Regions from separate parts of the Homo sapiens genome. Here region 2 is linked to region 1. A link is a contact called in ENCODE Hi-C or POLR2A ChIA-PET data. All regions are on one chromosome and are shown on one strand. The core of a region is the stretch at or near the end of the contact, and the rest is flanking DNA. Distances in the headings are between cores, read along the strand shown.

Region 1 (6,081 bases), core at 1,806-4,305:
AGTGAAAACTTTTCTACCAGAGTGTGACTGGATACACAGAATCTTGTTTCTGGAATTTATTTACTAGTAGGTGAAACTGGGCAAATCGCCTAAAATGAATCCTAGTTTCCTAAGTTCATCACTGATAAGGTTGTTGCAAGATTGTTCATACATATCACAAAGTACTAAGCCATTGAGGTACTCACCCTGAGTCCTTTCCTTCTCCCTAGTTTTAGCTCAGGAAATAATTTGCAAATATCTGATTAGGAGTAGGAGAAATACTAATGGCTGGCCAAAAGGAAGCATGTACTGGGTCCTCCTTTCAGTGACATGACCTGATGATCTGAGACGAATTATTTTATCTCCCAGTGCCCCAGGTCCTGAAGAGTCAATTCTACTTGCTGCCAGATAATGGCCATGATGCAAATGATATATTAGCTCTGGTAAGGCATTACTCTGGTTACTACTGGCATTGGAAAATAATTACTCTCATTATAGTTTTGTCTGCATCTGGGGATTAACATTCTCCTAAGAGTAGGCCTTTGGCTCTTTCAGGGCAAATGGTCCATACCTGTGTTTTACAAATCACCCCAAATAGGTTGCTTCCAGCTGTAATTCTGGTCCCTATGTGGCAACAATTTCACTTCCAAGCTAAGAGAGTAAGAAAAAGGTCTTCTGGAATTGCTAATATGCACTGCTTGAAGAATGCTTGAGCTTCTCTGCAGCGAGGACTGCGCGGGCCTAACTACTTCTAGTCGGGGTCATCAGGCAAGATCATCACCTGAGTTGCTATGGACTGCAGCCATGCTGTTGTGTCCATTAAGACACCACAGAACTGACTCTCAAAACCTTTAATAAAGTAATTCTAGAAAATCAAAGCAAAGAGAAAAAAGCTGAACTTCTTTTTTTGTTTTTCCGAGACCCGTCACCCAGGCTGGAGTGCAGAGTGGTGCAATCTTGGCTCACTGCAACCTCCACTTCCCAAGTTTATGCGATTCTCCTGCCTCAGCCTCCCGACTAGCTGGGACTACAGGCGTGCACCACCACACCGGGCTAATTTTTGTATTTTTAGTAGACACGGGGTTCCACCATGTTGGACAGGCTGGTCTCAAACTCCTGAACTCAGGTGATCTGCCCTCCTCGGCCTCCCAAAGTGCTGGGATTACACCGTACTTGGCCAAAACCTGAACCTCTATTAACCTGTGGGGTGGCATTTGTTCTAAGTGGGTAAGAAAGGCCATCTAGAATAAAGGAGAAAGAAGAGATCTGGAGTCAACTTCAAATTATAGCTTTGCTATTTAGAAGCTATTTGGACATATTACCTGACCTTTCTGCCTATCAGCATAATACAGGCAGTGAAATGACTGTTGGGAGAGCTTCACAAAGCAATGTACGAACAGCACTACTGCCAGCACATGGCCTCACAGAAAAGCTGAGCATTGTTTATACATCTTGCTTGTGGTACCCACCACATTCCACCTTTAAAGACAGGTGACTGAACGTGTACGTATCTAGTCCCACTTCTAGACTGTAAACTCCTCGGCAGCAGAGCTTTACAGGCATTATAGCATAGTGGTCAACAGCATAGATATAAGAATTCAACCCCAGCTCCAAGTCTTGTTATCTTGGGCGAGGTACTGAACTAAATGTGTCTTCATCAGTAAAATGGAAATAACATCACATATTAACACGTATTCCACGGGACTGTTGAAGATCACTCAAGAAAACACAGCTGAGGCTATGAGTACTTTCCTAGCCCACCGTAAGTGCCTGATAAATGGTAGTGATTATCTTTTCATGTCTTGTGTCCCTTATACCTGCTAACGCAATCTAGCTAATACCTACAGCTTTGAAGGTTTATGAAGCTGAGACACTGCCCCACCCACAGAAATCCAGAAATATCAGTATCAAGATGCCAAGGAGAAGGGTCCCCTACCTCTGGAAAATCTCTTGCAGCGTATCCCGGGTGAAGGCATTGCTGTCCTGGAAGACGTTATTGAGGGCGTGGAGGGCACAAAGCTCCCTGCGCTGTTTCTCATGGTAGATTTGTGGGGGTGCTGCCTGGGGCAGCTCCAATGATTCAGATTTGGCCTTGTCTCCTTTCCATGGCACACAACTCATGTTTTTTGTTTTAGGTTCCAGAGATGGCTATAAACACCCCACTCTTCCCTCTAGAGGAAGAATGTAAGCTTCTCAGTCTTTTCCGGATTCCTGAGGTCCACCTTATTCTCTGGTGTCCATGATTTATGCTTTGTCACTGGGAGAAAAGATTGGAATCAAAAGGAAAAAAATAAAACCCACCTCTTCTCTCTTCTCAATAGAAAAATAACTTTTGGATTACTTTTATTTTGCTACCACTGTCAAAGTGCAGAATTTAAAAAAACACATAAAATGTAAGACCTTGTTTCCGTTTCCCCACCCTTCCCTCCCACCCCCCTCCAAAATCCCCACGATTTTCTTGCTGTTTCCCTCTGCAAATGCCAGGCCTCAAAGCAGGAGGACCGAACACAATCGGTCACATCGCTCCTTTTCTTCCATTTCTTTTGAACCACGACGCCAATGACTCGGGAGACAAGGCCTGGGTGACGGATAAATTTAGCGCACGAGTCGAGTAGCTAGCGCGGGCCGGCAGGCGTGGGACCGCGAGCCGCGCGGGGGCCTCGGGGGCAGCCCTCCATCCCCTCGGGTACGGTGGGGCCCGCAGGGCGCGGCTCCCTCGGAAGGCGCGGATTCTAGCCCTCTGGCCGCGGCCCTGCGGAGGAGGAGACAACTCCGGTCAGCGGCGAGCGGGCGCGGGAAGTGAGCGGCGGGGCCGGCCCCTGCCCGAGGGAAGGTTCCGCGCGGCGAAGGGCTGGCCCGCGAGGGGTGGGGCCGGACAGTCAGCCTCGCGCTCCCGGGCCCGCGCCCACCCGGCTCGCAGCCCCTACACAAACCTCCCCGCCCGTCACGTGAGCGCAGGCCCAGACGCCCTCCCGCCGCGCCCCCGGCCGCAGACCCCAGGGCCGCCGGGACTGCTCGCCGCTGGCGGTCCCCTCACCGCAGCCGGCCGCCACCTGGAGTGCGCGCCGCCAACTGGGCCGTGCGGGCGGGCGCGCGCACCTGAGCCCGACGTCAGCGGCCCCCGCCCGGCGCGTGCTCCGGAAACGCCCTCCCGCGCCGTCCTCACTCCTCCCAGCCGTGGCGTCACGCCTGACGTAAGTCTGACGTCATCGGCACCGGCCTGGGAGCCGCAGACGCCGGGCGTGTAGGGGCGCAGTTCAACGGTTGGGGTGTTGCAAAGGCCGTGGGTGTGGGGCTGCGGGCTGCGCACCTCGGCGGCGGCCGGCAGGGTTGGGGTCCAGCCGCTCCGCTCGGCGCGGCCCCTGGCGGGGCGGCCTGAGGGAGTCCTACCTGGACGCCAGCCTGCCCTTCTCCCGGGCGTGGGCGTTGTTTCGGGGCGGCAGCCAGGCCAGCGGCTGCAGTCCGCGGCTTTCAGCACCCCTCCCTTCTCTGTGCCGGGCTTTTCGGCCGAACGTTCTCGCTCCTTCTGCGTTGACTGTTTTATGTGTGGTTAACGCGCGGCTCACCAGGGGGGATTTTGAAGCACCTGATTCGGTCGGGCGCAAATTGCCTTGGTTAGTGGGCCCGACCGTGCCGCACTGTCCAGGGAGCGTCAAGGGTAGGTGTCTCGCTGGGAGTCACATTTCAAGTGGAAAGGAGAATCCTGTTGCAGTTCCTTGGTGTCGCATTTCGGTTCACTACACACAAGCCACTGCCTTCTTGCCTGGGGGCTCCCCGCTCTTCTCACGGTGGCTTTCCTCTCTGCAGAGACCTCTGCGCGAGGTATACCTAAGCGCATTGTGTGCGTCTTCGGGAAAAGGCGAAAACTACTCGCAGTCCCACGTGGATTTCATTTTTTCCCCTTTACCTACTCTTAGGGTGCGTGGTAGGCATCATTATCCACCTTAGCTGCCCTTCTTTTGGGTTTTCTGTAAAACTGGAAAAACGAGAAGAAACTGTTGCACTTCAAATTTAGTTGTTTTGTTTTGTTTTTTGGAGACGGAGTTTCGCTCTTGTTGCCCAGACTGGAGTGCAATGGCATGATCTCCGCTCACCGCAACGTCCGCCTCCCGGGTTCAAGCAATTCTCCTGCCTCAGCCTCCCGAGTAGCTGGGATTGCAGGCATGCGCCACCACGCCCGGCTAATTTTGTGTGTTTAGTAGAGGGGTTTCTTCATGTTGGTCAGGCTGGTCTCGAACTCCCGACCTCAGGTGATCCACCCGCCTTGGCCTCCCAAGGTGTTGGGATTACAGAAGTGAGCCACCGTGCCCGGCCTTTTTTTTTTTTTTTTTTTTTAAGATGGAGTTTAACTTTTGTCGCCCAGGCTGAATTGCAACGGGGCGATCTCGGCTTACTGCAACCTTCACCTCCTGGACTCAAGCGATTCTCATGTCTCAGCCTCCCGCGTAGCTGGGATTACAGGCTCCTGCCACTACGCACGGCTAATTTTTGTATTTTTAGTAGAGACGGGGTTTCACCATGTTGGCCAGGCTGGTCTCGAACTCCTGAGATCCACCCGCCTCGGCCTCCCAAAGTGCTGGGATTACAAGCGTGAGCCACCGCGCCCGGCCTGAAGTTTTATTATTTTTGAGACAGGGTCTTGCTCTCTTTCCCAGGCTGGAGTGCAGTGGCGCGTTCACGGCTAACCCACAGCCTCTGGGCTCAAGCGATCTTCCTGCCTCAGCCTCCTGAGTAGCTGGGACTACAGGCATGCATCACCACACCTGGCTAATTTTTATTTTTATTTTTGTAGAGGTGGGGTTTCATCACGTTGCCCAAACTGGTCTCGAACTCTTTCCTGGGCTCAGGTGATCTGCCCATCTTGGCCTCCCAAAGTGTTAGGATTACAGGTGTAAGCCACTGCACCTGGCAAACGTGACTATTTTAACACCATTACCCTCAACGTTATGATTTAACACGCTGGAGTGCCTGCCTCAGGGTGAGGAGCCCTCTGGCTCTGTCCAGCCAACTTTTGAATTAAATTTTTGTGGCCGGGCGTGGTGGCTCACGCCTGTAATCCCAGCACTTTCGGAGGCCGAGGCGGGCGGATCATGAGGTCAGGAGATTGAGACCATCCTGGCTAATACGGTGAAACCCCATCTCTACTAAAAAATACAAAAAAAAAAAAAAAAAAAAAAATAGCCAGGCGTGGTCGCGGTCGCCTGTAGTCCCAGCTACTCGGGAGGCTGAGGCAGGAGAATGGCGTGAACCTGGGAGGCGGAGCTTGCAGTGAGCCGAGATCGTGCTACTGCACTCCAGCCTGGGCAACAGAGACTCCATCTCAAAAAAAAAAAAAAAAAAAAAAAGTAATTTGTAAGCTACCCACGGCTATGGTTATATTTACATATGAATAGTTTGAGGGATTGCTCTGCAGCAAGCAGTGTTCTAAGTGCTTTACATATATTAGTTCATTTACAGCTGATTTTATCCTATTAGATACTTTATTTCTTTAAAGGAGAAAACAAGCTCTAAGAAGTTAACTTGCTTAAAAGGTCACATACATATGATATGTGAACCCAGTACATAGTGAATACAGAATTTGAACCTAGGCTCCAACTTTTCTTCGGAAAGACGTGTAGATGGGTAGGGTAAGGAATTCCTTCTATAAAATGTCATGATAGAGTTCCCTGTTCAATTCAAAAGTACCTGCTCTGAGAGTTCTTTTCTGGGTAAAGGCTATAGTGCAAAGGGTATTTTTTTAGTTCGCTATTAGCTGTCAGCACATTCTGGACTTGAACTCTTTTTTTTTTTTTTTTTTTTTTTTGAGATGGGGTTTCGCTCTTGTTGCCCCGGCTGGAGTGCAATGACTCGATCTTGGCTCACTGTAACCTCTGCCTCCCGAGTTCGAGCGATTCTTGTGCCTCAGCCTCCTGAGTAGTTGGGATTACAGGCATGCACCACCACACCCAGCTAGTTTTGTATTTGTAGTAGAGACGGGGTTTCTCCATGTTGGTCAGGCTGGTCTCGAACTCCCGACCTCAGGTGATCTGCCCACCTTAGCCTCCCAAAATGCTGGGATTACAGGCGTGAGCCACCGCATCCGGCCGACTTGAACTCTTTGGA
Region 2 (6,081 bases), core at 1,654-4,153, 260 kb after region 1:
CTCCCGAGCTCCTCAGACTCCCAGCTTCCCTGGGTCTCATCTCAGAGCTTTGCCTATGACCTGGGAGCCCTGTGGGTCCAGGGGAGGGGACTGGACGCAGCCCCATGACAATGCTCAGACCTGGGCTAGGAACTGGAAGCCTGTGGTTCCTCTGGGCTGTAGGGGTTGGGGCCCCACAGTGATGGCAGAGCCAGGACCTCATACACAGCAGCATGGACTCCAGACCCGAGCGGGACCTCCGTTCTGGTCCCAGGGTGACCTGGGCTGAGTGGCCCAGCAATCAGGGACCACTTCAGGGTCCCTCTGCACTGGTCTGTCCCTCTCACCCAGTCTGGACCCCTGTGGGGCACTTGCCCTGTCCCCAGTTTTCCTTACAGGGGACCTGGGCAAAGCCCAGGGAAGCTTGCACCTGTTAAGGAGGCCATTCTCCTGCCTCCCCCTTGGGGATCCAGTTTCTTTCTCTCGCCTTGGACCTTCCCCAGGATCCTATGGAAACTCCAGCAAGACCTGGTATTTTATCACATTTTCACAGTTATCGCATTGATTGTTCAGCCAACATTCCAGGGACAGAAATGGGGGAGGGGCTGTCCTTCCCCAGGAAAGGGTGGAATCTCCTTCCGTCTTCCTTACAGTTGGCCTAGGGAAGGTGCACACTCTTAACCACCCCTGGGTTCCCCTGATGCCTTGAAGACCCTGCCTTGCCCTGGCTGCAGGGGGACCAGGAAGGGGCCAGTTGTGTCTGGGACATTCCTGCCGGGAGAGAGTCAGGCCCTAGTGCACAGAAGGATGTGGGTGTGGTCGGTGGGGGCACTGGCAGGGGGTAGGGCACATAAGTCCCTGGGGAGCTCACTCAGAGGTTCCAGGTTGTGGCCCTTATGGAAGTTCCTGGGTCCAGGGGCTAGAGTGAGACTGTTCCCCGCTCATGTCTGGGCTGCAGACGCCCAACCAGTGGCTCCCCCTGTCCACCCTTGGCAAGGGAGGGTCCTGGCCTCCCTCTCTGCTAGTGGGGACCCCCCAACACCCTGTCTTCTCTCCTCTCTGGAGCTCTGCCTGGGTGCATGGCTTGTACAGTGAGTTACTGAGAATTGAACTCTGGACAGTAGCTGGGCCCCACTTTGCTTTAAACATTTTAGTCTGAGGCCTTCTTTGTCATCAGATGAGAAGGTTCACAGATGTGCAGATGTGCTGATAGTCTAACCTGACTGGTTTGTAAAACTAGAAAGAGAAACAGACAATGTGCCTGTTTCTGTGATGGGCCATAAAGTGGATCTTACAGATTTGGAGACATTCTGGAAGATCTGGACCTGTCTGGATCAGAGAGGGGAGGCAGGCATGGGCCAGTCATGAATCCAGTGGGGCTTGGGCCAGCTGGGGCAGCAGGGAGGAGGACGTGCCCAGGGTGGGTGAGCTGGGGAGACCCTGGAACCCAAGGCTGAGGACCCAGAGCCAGGAGATGCAGGAGACGCCCCAGGGATGCTGAACAAAGCGCTGTCCCCTGTTGCAGCTCTCCTGGGTCTCCCCATAGAAAGCTCATGTGGGGGCTGTCCTGACCATGGGTCCAGGGGTGTATTTGCTCCAGGGGCATTTGATGCATTATTGAGCCAGGGGAAAGGCCATCACACTCTGGGCAGCAGGAGCCACCGGGAAGGGTTGGGGAAGGGTTGGATCCTCCCAAAGTTGGTACAAGTGTGGTCTCTGGCCCAGGTGGGCTGTGGGTACTGCGGGGCGTCCAGCTGTGCATGCCTCTGGTGTGAACTGGGAAGGGTGGCCTCTGGTCAGACTCACACAACACACCAAGATGAGCTCACACCAGAACCACCTGAGACTCAAATGGCAGTTGACTGCCCCCAGGGGACATCTTCTTGACTAGAAGAGTCCAACATCTGGAGACAGAATGGGAGGGGTCCTCACGGCAGAGAACAGGGCCTCTTCTAGTCTGTGGCGCCCACCAAAATGGCAGGGACACTGTGCTGAGGTGGGAGGATTGCTGGCCAAAGACAGGGGGGTCTAGTAAGAGCCAGAACAGGGGAGCAGGCAGGACAGGGGACAGCCCCTGGGCCCACAGGGCCAGCACCTTCCAGGGGCAGCTGTGCTGGGTGTAGCAGGTGGACCTGGGAAAGGACGGCGCCAGACCTGCCGCCAGGACTCAGGGGCTCACTTGGGGCAGGAGCACAGTGTCCCTCACATTTCTGCAGGGCCCAGAGGTGGGAGAAAGGGCACAGGGTGGCCCTTCTGACAGGGGGGTGGGGGTGTGTCCCTGCTGGGGACTCTGTTTCCTGGGAGGGCCTGGATCTCTAGGTACCTTTCAGAGCCTTTAGCATCTCCTCTGGGTAATGGGGATGAAAACACTCCTCCCTCTAGTTTACAATTATTAGATACACTGATGCATAGGAGGATGCAGGACCTGCTGGTCTCCCATCTTCACAGCCAGGGAAGAAGATGCAGGACCCTAACAGAGAGCACAGGATGCAGCAGGTGCCAGGGAGCCTGGACCAGGCACATCCTGCACTGGCCACAGGGGAGGACACAGGGGTGGCTGTCCTGGAGCCTGCTCTCTGGACCGCTGAGTGTTATTCAGGGTCTTTCTCCAGGGTGTGGACACCTGTCTTCTCACCTGCCCCCTGGTCTCCTGCCTTCCAGATTCCTGTGGCCCACAGGGAGCAAAGTGTGGCCAGCTCTACATCCCCATTGTCACTCCACAGTGTCTGGTGGTTCAGTGGTCAGAGTGGGCACATCAAAACCAAAGCTTGCCCAGAGGCATGGCAGAGAACTTCCTTGTTCTGACGCTAATGAGGGTGGCACACTCGGCCTGAGCTGGAGAAGGGGTGGGGCAGGGTATCGCTGACTCAGCAGCTTCCAGGTTGCTCTGATGATATATTAAGGCTCCTGAATCCTAAGAGAATGTTGGTGAAGATCTTAACACCACGCCTTGAGCAAGTCGCAAGAGCGGGAGGACACAGACCAGGAACCGAGAAGGGACAAGCACATGGAAGCCAGCCCAGCATCCGGGCCCAGGTATGGGAAGCCCCTCCGAGCACCTCTGCGCCTCAGCCTCCTCTTTGAGCTTTTCTGATGAGCACTCACCTCTCACCCTCAAACCCCTGGGGCCTCTCTTTTCCTCCTGACCCTCTCTCTGGACCTGGCCTCTTGCTCTAGGTTCCCAGTTTTGGTCCCAGCGCTGGTCTCTCCTCCGATGGTACCAATTCCAGGTCTCCTTCCACCTCCCGGGGCAGGTGCACAGGGAGCCTGAAAATCCCAATAGATAATGGTGCTGTGCCCCAGCCAGTGAAGACGGTCAGAGAGGGGATTCTCCTCACTTGTCTTTAAATGAGCATCTACTATTTCTTGCAAATGTTCCATGTATCTGGACTTGGCCTAAGCCCTTTTTATGTTCAGTGTCATCTCGTTCTCCCTAATATTAAGAAAAGGGGGTTGCTTGTAGGACTGCTTGGCTATGAGGAAGCCTTGTTTCCTTTTTTTGAGAACACAGAGCAAGTGAGTGGTAGAGCCCAGATTCATGCCCAGGTCTACTCGAAATGGTGGGGAACATTTTGAACCTTCCTTCCTTCTTTCCTTCCTTCCTTCCTCCTTCCTTCCTTCCTTCCTTCAATTCTCTCTCTCTTTCTTTCTTCTTTCTTTCTCTCTCTCTCTTTCCTTCTTTATTTCTTTTTCTTCTTTCTCTCTCTTCCCTCCCTCCTTCCTTCCCTTCTGTGCTTCCTTCCTTTCTTCCAATATTTCCCTTTCTCTCTTCCTCCCTTCCTTCCTTTCTCTTTCTTTCTTTCCTTCTTTCTTTCTTTTTCTTTCATTCTTTCCTTCTTTCTTTCTTTTACTTCCTTCCTCCCTCCTTCCTTCCTCTCTTTCTTCTTTCCTTTCCTTCCTTTCTTCCTTCCTTCCTCTCTTTCTCCCTTTCTCCCTCCCTTCCTTTCTTTTTTCTTTCTTTTCTTTCTTTCTTCTTTCCTTCTTTCTTTCTTTTCCTTCCTTTCTTTTTTCTTTCTTTCTTTCCTTCTTTTTCTTTTCCTTCCTTCCTCCCTCCCTCCCTTCCTTCCTTCCTCCATCTCTCTTTCTCTTTCTTTCTTTCTTTCTTTCTTTCTTTCCTTCCTTCTTTCTCTTTCCTTCTTTCTTTCTTTCTTTCCTTCCTTCTTTCTCTTTCCTTCTTTCTTTCTTTCTTTTGTGCTGCCTCCCAACAGAGATTTTTCTAATTCTGATTATGTCAGGATGCATAGAGAGGGGCTGGGAGAGGTCTTCAAGGTGGGGCTGGTGTTTCCAGCCCAGGAGTCCTGAGCTGCCCCATCTCAATTGCCTGAGAAGCACATTTGGGAGACCTCAGGGCACCCTAAGGGATGTGGAAAATCCTATGAATTACCCGAAAAGAAGTCCCTGGCAGGTTCCTCTCCCCAGTCATCCCCCTCAGGAGTGTCCCTGTCCCGATGCTCGGTGTGGTAGGAGTTAACCCTGCAGGCAGGAGGAAGCCCCAGAGGGTCCATCTCCAGCAGGGGCTGTGGGTGAGCAGAGCCAGGACAGGGGTGCATGGTGAGGCCACAGAATAAGACCCAGCTCTACCCCAGGGAGAGGAGCAGGGTCCTCCTCGGAGGGCCTGAGCACACTGAGCTGACCCTGGGGAGACCCTGACAAGGCTTAGACAGGCCCCAGGGCTGCAGTGATCTCCCAGTGAGCCATAGAAGGGGTCAGAGGGGGAGGTTTGGAAGTGTGCTAAGGGATGTGCGGAGCAGGGGGAAGGAGGGTGGGGTGCAAGGGAGGAAGTGTGGGGAGGGAGGAGGAGGCAGGGCAGTCCAGGAGGGCTCTTCCTCCTCTGGTCTTTTCCCTGGCTGTCCACAGACACTTGATGGATCCACACATATTCACTTCCAACTTTAACAATGGCATTGGAAGGCATAAGACCTACCTGTGCTACGAAGTGGAGCGCCTGGACAATGGCACCTCGGTCAAGATGGACCAGCACAGGGGCTTTCTACACAACCAGGTGACCGACCCAGCCATCCGAATCCGGGCAGGGCCCTTCCAATCCAGGGACATTCATAGGTAGAAGGTTCCGGATTGTACTTGTGGTTTCCTGCAGTGTTTGTCACTTGTGCTTCCTGCAGCTGCTGCTGCTTGGCCCTGGGGTTGGGGGGAGACTTCGGCTTCAGTGACTATCCATGCCCAGGTGGGGTTGAGTCTGCCCAATGGCAAAGTGCTTCCTGAGGACCCTCCCAGGATCCCCTCACAGACACAGCTCTCACCAGGAACAATTCAGCAATGTGGGATCTGAGGACTCAGGGCCTACCTGACCTCACAAGGCCAGGATGCCCCAGTGCCCTCTCCTGGGCTTCATCCTGCACGGAGAGAGACTGAGGCAGGAGAGGCTGACCAGGGATCCTGTCCTGCCCAGGGTGGAGCCCACAGCAAGGCCAGAACAGGTCCCATGTCAGGATGCAGGGATGTCCAGCATTTGGGGAGGAGCTGGGCCAGGCCAGGCTGAGGGGCCCTGAGCCCGGGGGACTTTCTTCCCTGGCCCCTACCCAGCACAGCCTCTGTCTGGAGAGACCAGGTAATGCTTGGCTCCGGTGCTGGAAACTGGGACCTTCTCTGGGCTCTATGAGCTCAATGTGGGCCTCGCTGGATCCACACACACTGCTTGGAACATCCTTTCAAGGGTGCCAGTCTCCATCACCGCCTAAGCAGTGGGACTCCCCCAGGAACGACCCACAGCCCCTTCTCAGCACAAACCATGTCATCCACTCCACCCTGCATCACTGCTGATGGAGTCCCTCCCTGTCTTTGTCCCCATCACAATCACAGTCCTTGCTGCCCTGCTGTCCCCAACTTGACCGATTCCTAGTCTTAGTGGAAAATCCTTTTCTCTGGAGTTTGGAGTAAATACCATATTTCTATAAGTCAAAATAATGACAATTATACCATGTCACAGGGACCTTCCCACGTTGGAGTGAGTCCTGCTGGTCTTCTCTTCCCCACTACTTTTGGTGGAATTCATTTTGGCCTAAGTCTATATCACATTTGGGCTCAGCACAGGTTGTGGCACAGAATAGAAGCTTCTAGAATTATGGGCCACAGATGGGATGG

The links. A loop is a pair of places that touch in the nucleus more often than their neighbours do. ChIA-PET counts read pairs that join two places held with the same protein, here RNA polymerase II (POLR2A). Pooled maps may share reads with other maps.
Region 2: POLR2A ChIA-PET joins it to region 1 with 13 read pairs in GM12878. The contact joins the promoter of APOBEC3A here to the promoter of JOSD1 in region 1. A Hi-C loop is called at or near these places in 2 of 37 single-sample maps with no recorded cell type and 3 of 50 pooled maps. POLR2A ChIA-PET finds 5 or more read pairs at or near these places in 4 of 52 experiments (GM12878, MCF 10A, activated CD4-positive, alpha-beta T cell and 1 more).

What each region holds. Positions count from the first base shown.
Region 1 is chr22:38,697,888-38,703,968 of GRCh38, forward strand. It overlaps JOSD1 (Josephin domain containing 1), which reads right to left and starts at 3,056. Exons shown (of 5, transcript NM_001360236.2): 1 at 2,913-3,056; 2 at 1,916-2,731. The coding sequence starts at 2,100. RefSeq lists a silencer at 2,563-3,522.
Region 2 is chr22:38,954,706-38,960,786 of GRCh38, forward strand. APOBEC3A (apolipoprotein B mRNA editing enzyme catalytic subunit 3A) reads left to right here and starts at 2,904. Exons shown (of 5, transcript NM_145699.4): 1 at 2,904-3,015; 2 at 4,837-4,981. The coding sequence starts at 2,987. RefSeq lists an enhancer at 1-496.